2 separate regions of the Homo sapiens genome follow, and region 2 is linked to region 1. Evidence: chromatin contacts called from ENCODE Hi-C or POLR2A ChIA-PET data. All regions are on one chromosome and are shown on one strand. Each heading gives the region's core, a stretch centred on a gene start or an enhancer-like site at or near the end of the contact. The rest is flanking DNA. Distances are from core to core; before and after follow the strand shown. Region 1 has its middle 18 kb from the start of LINC02432. Region 2 has its middle 130 kb from the start of IL15.

The links. Hi-C counts contacts between places; a loop is a spot of excess contacts on that map. ChIA-PET counts read pairs that join two places held with the same protein, here RNA polymerase II (POLR2A). Pooled maps may share reads with other maps.
Region 2: a pooled map shows a loop between it and region 1 (2.2-fold over the local background). The contact joins two enhancer-like sites. A Hi-C loop is called at or near these places in 1 of 168 maps with a recorded cell type or tissue (endothelial cell of umbilical vein), 1 of 37 single-sample maps with no recorded cell type and 4 of 50 pooled maps. POLR2A ChIA-PET finds 5 or more read pairs at or near these places in 1 of 52 experiments (AG04449).

The regions. Positions count from the first base shown.
Region 1 is chr4:141,348,563-141,351,808 of GRCh38, reverse strand. No RefSeq gene overlaps it. Among named protein-coding and RNA genes, the nearest start is that of LINC02432, 18 kb to the right of the region's middle. Within about 2 kb of position 1,493, at least 6 of the 41 ENCODE cell types and tissues checked have a DNase peak (open chromatin) inside an H3K27ac peak, as active enhancers do; they include endothelial cell of umbilical vein, where a contact is called at or near this core.
Region 2 is chr4:141,767,227-141,770,850 of GRCh38, reverse strand. No RefSeq gene overlaps it. Among named protein-coding and RNA genes, the nearest start is that of IL15, 130 kb to the right of the region's middle. Within about 2 kb of position 1,735, at least 2 of the 41 ENCODE cell types and tissues checked have a DNase peak (open chromatin) inside an H3K27ac peak, as active enhancers do; they include endothelial cell of umbilical vein, where a contact is called at or near this core.

The DNA of each region.
Region 1 (3,246 bases), core at 244-2,743:
CATGTATGGAATCTGTGTTCCAAGCACTGTTCTTAAACATGAGAACATGAAGATGCATAAAAGCCTTAATCTTAAGGAGTTATCTTACAGTGAGAAACATGCCATTAACAAACATTACAGTGCAGAAACATTACAGTGCAGCATAAGATGTGCTATTAACAGTGATAGTCAGCCGAGCACGGTGGCTCACGCCTGTAATCCCAGCACTTTGGGAGGCTGAGGCGGGTGGATCACCTGAGGTCAGGAGTTCGAGACCAGGCTGGCTAACATGGTGAAACCCTGTCTACTAAAAATACAAAAAAATTACCTGCGCGTGGTGACACACGCCTATTCCCAGCTACTTGGGAGGCTGAGGAGAATTGCTTGAACCCAGGAGGCGAAGGTTGCAGTGAGCCGAGATTGTGCCATTGAACTCCAGCCTGGGCAACAGAGTGAGACTCTGTCTCAAAACAAAACAAAACAAACAAACAAACAAAACAGTGATAGTCACAGAAAGTAGAGCAAATGAGTCTGCCTGTGTGAAGTGAAAAGAACAGTAATGGCCATTCTTTTTTTCTGACGGATGGAAAACCCTAACCTGCAAAATAAATATTTTCTGCAGATGAAAAAAGGTGGGGAACTTTTATAGACCTAGCCATTCTTATTTATGAATGTGCTCATTCTCTTCCAACGTTTGGTTTATAACATATTTCAGGACTAAGATGACAATTTGGCCATACCATTCCTAATTTTGATGTTCTAAGATGTCAGTCATGGAACCAGCCAAAGATTGACTATATTTGTATAATAAGTAGATGTCAGGAAGAATGAGCCAGAGAACAGATTCAGGATTGAAATTGAGGTTTTCAATTTTAGAAATGGGATGGGCAAAGAGTTCAGTAACCATGCCTCACTTTTTTAAGGACAATGACACCAAATTACAAAAAGAAATGCATTTTATTTAGCTACTTTTATTATTTTGGGATGGGCAACCTGGTAGGAGAAAAGCCACCTTTTGAGTCTGTCACCTCCACATTAATTTGCTAAGAATATTTAGGGGTAAGGAGGCCCATCCCCTTTACTCACATTCCCTGAATGATGAGTCAAGGAGTAGCTTGTAGTAGTACAGCAGGGGGTGCAAGGGAAAGAAGGCAATTTCCTTTCTTATACAACTTTTCAGTTTATGTGGAATTTTAAATTGCTTAATTTTCAATAGTCTTATTATATAATTGATTTCTTTGTGCCTATTACTAATTATCTCCCTCAGTCTTCCAAGAGAGGTATAATACTTTTTCTGATACAGTGTAACAGGATGTTGTGACATAATAAAAAATATACATTTGGTTTCTGCCTCCTGTTCCTGCCACAGATCTCCTAAATCCCTTGGAATTTCCTGGGTAATAAGAGTGCCTTTATTCTAATAAGGCAACACTTGGCGGACTGCTGGATAACGTCAACATGAGGGCTGTTTTCCAGAAACACCAAGCCATAATTCAAACTGTGAGCTGGAGACTGGGTTAATAATTGGTCATGCCTACATGATGAAACCTCTATAAAAAATCCCTAGAAGGCAGGGCTTGGAGAGCTTCCAGGTTGGTAAATACATCCACAGGACAGGAGGGTGGCACACCCTGGCATCATGGGGACAGAGGCTCCTGTGCTCAGGACCTCGCCTTCACCTGGCTGTTCATCTGCATCTTTCATCATATCCTTTGTTATAAAGCAGTGAACATAAGTGAGTGTTTCCCTGAGTTTTGTGAGCCATCAGGGCAAAATATCAAACCTCAGGAGAAAGTCGTGTAAACCTTCCATTTGTAGCCAAGTTGGACAAATGTTATGGGTAATGTGGATATCCAAGCCATGCCACTGGCATCTGAAGTGGAGGGGTTGGGGTGGGGGCCCAGTCTTGTGGGACTGAGCCTTCAACCTATGGGGTCTGCACTAACTGCAAGGTAGATAGTACCGTAACTGAATTGTAGGACACATAAGTGGCATCCAGAGAGAACTGATTGCTGTGGGAAAAATATATCCCACACATTTGGTGTCAGAAGTGAAGTGTTGAGAGTAGAGGAAACAGTGAGTTTTTCCTCATTAACATTAAATTGGAATTTTCAGCTTTCACCACAATATATAATATATGAAATTCCAAAGAGAATTGTCAAACCAAAATGTAGATTTTCAAAGGAGCTATCAGAGAACCAGTTGGGCAGTTCCAAACCCACTGAAGAATACAAAAGGGTCCAAATATTGGAGATGAGAACAATTTGTTAAGAGGGGTGTGTGTTTACATGTGTTGCTAGACTGAGTTTCACCTTCTCCAAGGGGAGCAATGGAGTGCTATCTTTTGCAAAAAGGGCTTCACTTGGCCAATTTGGAGAGTTTGAGATAAGTCTCCTGGAGCTTGAGAGAGGGTAAGACTGGCATCTGACAGGCTTACTGGAGCAGGAGGGGCAACTGGTGAGCTCTTTGGGCAGTAAAGTATTTCTGGTGGAGGAGATGAGGACCTCAGGAGAGAGCTAGCTGGGGGCCACCTTTAGCTCTGTCCAAGAAGGACTTTCTGGAAGTGTAATGAGCCTCTAACCAAAATAGAGAGTGGATAGTGGTTCCCTAAACCCAGGGGCTGAGCACTGGGCTAGAGAGCTGCAGTTGTTGCAGCCAGATGAGCCCCACAGGGGGTGACCCTGCAGAGCCACCAAAGCAACCCAAAGAGGGAAAATCACCTGCAGACATCTGCCCATCTTACAGTATCAGAGCTAGCATAAACTTCCCTGCATCCTTTGCCTTTCTAGTCTCTGACTCCATTCCCATGGCAACAGCAATGACAACTTATAAGTAGCATATAAGTGGGCAAGAGGATAGAAAAATTACCTGCCCCTCTTCCACGGGAAGCAGCTGGTCCACTTCAGGTGAGCCATTGAGATGGGATATTAAACCAAATGCAGTTTTATTTATGGTCTGGAATTGGATAGTCTATTTGACATATTGAGAGTATATCTAAGATTGAAGCCTCAAATTCAAGGGCCCAAATTTTCAGTCTTTCTCTTTTCACTTTCATTTCTGCTTTCAAAATAGCCAAGTCTTTCTTAAGCTCATCCCTTTTTAGTAAGACTTTGCTGGAAACACAAGGTAAAGCCCATGACTGACTTTCCAAACCCTTTCCCAAGCCATAGGCTGACTAGAAACATGGTTTGCCTTCCAGGTCTCCAGAGGACAGTTTTGCTAGATGTGCTGTGATGGCAGGACAATAGAAGTATACTTTTTTACCAC
Region 2 (3,624 bases), core at 486-2,985, 420 kb before region 1:
CTGCAGAGTTTTTTCTTTTTCTCTTTCTTCCATTATTTACAGCGTGAACTTCTTGTGCTGCCATCCATTGAATTTTCATAAACAGAACTGAACTATGCTGTTATTCCATCAAGGACTGGTGTGGATGATCTGAAAAATGCAAGTGGTTGATGCATGTGTAGAATGGAGGGTATATGTTCTCAGGGAAAATGAAACTGTCTGCTGTCAGTTCATTCCTAAGTACTCGTGATAATTAAATAGCGTTTTGTGACCATTTCAGTTTTAGCCAACGTTTTCCACTCTTCAACTTAGATTTGCACATTCTTTCTACTTAAATATGTTCCTGAGCCCCAGTTGTTTGGTGTCCTGTTATTTTGAATTATGATACTGAACAGTGAATAAAGAAGGAAGAATTTTCTATTTCATTAGAGGGCACTGATTATATGACAACTGACATAAAAATAAACTACTTCTCAATACTTCAGAACTAGAACATAGTAAATAATGCCATCAATGTGTTTTATGTATAGTCCTTCAAAGATGGGGATTTCTACTAGAAGCCTTAAAGGGTTGAAGTTTATCTTGGTTTTAGTGAGAAACTGAATTTTTAGATTATCAGCTTGGAAATGTTCTAAAGGCCTCAATGATTTGCTGAGCATCATCAAATGAAAGAAGGACACCTTAATGGTCTCCAACCACTCAGGAAGGAAGCACAGACAAAAGGACTGATAGACAAAAGGAAAGAAGGGAGGGAGGGAGGGAGGGAAGGAGGAAGAAAGGAAAGAAGGAAGGAAGGAAAGAAAGAAGGAAGGAAAGAAGGAAGGAAGGGAGGGAAGGAGGGAGGGAGGGAGGGAGGGAGGAAGAGAGGGAGGGAGGGAAGGAGTGAAAGAAAAAGGGAAGAGGACAGGTGGAAAGCAGGGGAAGGAGGGTATATACGGTCAAGACAGCTCCATTCTCTAACTCATGGTTTTAATATTGAGCTTGCATAAATTCTCAGAGAATAAGCTTCTATAAGTTTACATCTTAAAGGACAAAACTTTTTTCTCTCTCCTCTGCTTTCTCAAGTTGGAATAGGGTAGGTCATCCTGCAACTGCTCAAATCCAGTCCCAGGGAATATGAAGACACTCGTTTCAGTTGTCCCTAAGGTGAAGACAGAACTTCTGGAATCTAAAAACCATCCCAGTTCCAAAGAATTTGCTCTCTGTTCTTGTACTTCTTCCCTTATTCTTCAGGTTAGTTTAGTGATTGAGAGAGCCAAAAAGACCTCATCCACATCAGGTTGACTCCTGTAAGATTCAGATGGGAAGATGAGATCAATTCATTCCATTCATTTGCATGAAATTTAATTCATTTTGAATCTCTCTGGGGGATGGGAGATGGCTAAAATATGGAAGTAAACAAGATTATCATTCGGAGAAAGAAAATGTGTACTGAACATAATTAGTAAGAGTGGTCAAAGGAAACAACATTAACCTGCGGAGCTCATATGGGCTTTTGGGGGTCAATGAGGAGGGAGTTTATTGAAAATTTTTGTGAAATAAAATTGCCCTTCCAAAATTTCATTATATTTGAAAGTTAACAGCCTAAAACTGTTGCACATTTCAAGCTGTTTGGTGAGTCTGGAAGCTTTGTGATTCAGATTAATCCCGTGGTGGCTGCCTCCACCCCCATTGTTTTCTTTATTAGGAAGCAAAGATTCCCATATGTTTCCGTGTAAGACAGAATGACTCAGCCATTTTATATTTAATGCACCCTTGGATAGCTGCTTTAGATTTTATATGCCAGTACAAGAGCACAGAAATTGACTGTGACACCGTCTGTTGATGAAATAAAGAGAATGGCCCTGGAGACAAGAGAGCTTTATGTTCTGGTTGAAAAATGCAGAAAACACGAATTTGATCAATGCTGTTATTTGCCAATATCTCTAAAATGGACTCTTTGTTCCAGAATTAAGTTTAATCAAATAATAAAAGTGTTGAGATTGCCTTGATCAATATGGAGGTCATGTGCAAGGTGCTTATCCCCTAATACTCCTCAGGAACCAGTAGTATATTTACAAGAATTCGTGGTGGGCACTGAAAGAAAGAACTATGTGAGAGGACTTCCATTTATCTCAAGATGAGGTCTGCCGACATTACTTACTACCACATTCTTTTCTCTACAAACTACACCTTCAATACATGTAGAAGAACCTTGCTTGAGGTATATAGCTTGTAGGGATCTTCAAACATCAACCCAGAAAGTTGGAATAAGAAAAATATACTTACCTCTGTTTCAGTCAATAATTTTCTTTTTTTTTATTATTTTCTTTTTTTTTTTTTATTTTTGAGACGGAGTCTCACTCTGTCATCCAGGCTGGAATGCAGTGGCGCGATCTCTGCACACTCTCATGCTCCGCCTCCCGGGTTCACGCCATTCTCTTGCTTCAGCCTCCCGAGTAGCTGGGACTACAGGAGCCCGCCACCACACCCGGCTAATTTTTTTTTTTTTTTTTTGTATTTTTATTAGAGACGGGGTTTCACTGTGTTAGCCAGGATGGTCTCGATCTCCTGACCTCGTGATCCGCCCGCCTCAGCCTCCCAAAGTGCTGGGATTACAGGCGTGAGCCACCACGCCCGGCCCATTCAATAATTTTTTGTTCACTTTATCAGGAGTTTTACCACAATTCATCCAGTCAAAAGACTTGATCCTTGCCAAAAACCTAAATAACACTTTACATTCTTATCTTTAAAAATCCATGGTCACCAAGTCCCATAGATTCTACCCCCTTGGTATTTCTTAGTTCTGCCTCTTCCTGCACTAAGTTCTTAATTTATTCCCAATAGCTCTGCCTGCATTATAGCAATAGATTCATAATTAATCATCTGTACCCAGTGCCCCTCCCTCTTACCTATAAAACCATTGTCCAAAAGGTTGTCAATGTAAAAAATTGCACTGGACAAAGCAAAATACACTTTTTACTTTAATAAATTCTATTTACTGAAGGCTGTGTAAGACTAATCAGACTATCATTTATTCAAGACAATTGCAAGAGGGAAAAGAGACTAAACTCAAATCCACGGAAACAAAAGCCCAGAAAGTTTTTAGGAGCTGGAGTGGGGGGACTTGTATGTCATCTGTGTTTGCTAATTGGCCTAACCAAAAGAGAAAGTAAGCTTTCTCCTGTCTTCAGGACAGGTGGTAGTTTTACAACTTGGAGCAAGGAGCCACTGAAGTTAAGTTTCTACCTCACCATGGAGGCTGAGAGAAAGGGGTGCTATCTTTTTGGATGATTACACTTCAAAGAGATGACTCCAAGGTCCTTAAGGAATACATGCCCTGGGTTGTAAACCTGGCAGTAGGCTTTTTAAGGAGATTTACATTCATTCCAAAGTGGCAGAGAAAGAATTTGTCATTAATAGTTTTCTAAAGTAAATGCTATAAGAAAAGAAAGCTCGGGGGGGCCTATAGTCAGAAAGAAATCTATGAGAGTGAGCAGGAGTTGCATATTTTTCACATTATCTTCCTGCACCCATCATAGTGTTAGTTACTTTGAAAGTTCTCCTTTAATATTTTTCAACTAAATTAAAGGTGCAGTTGTTTGAAAAATATAAGGGCTTACAAATAGAATTCTTAAATTTCTCAATGGTAGTAAATCATCAACT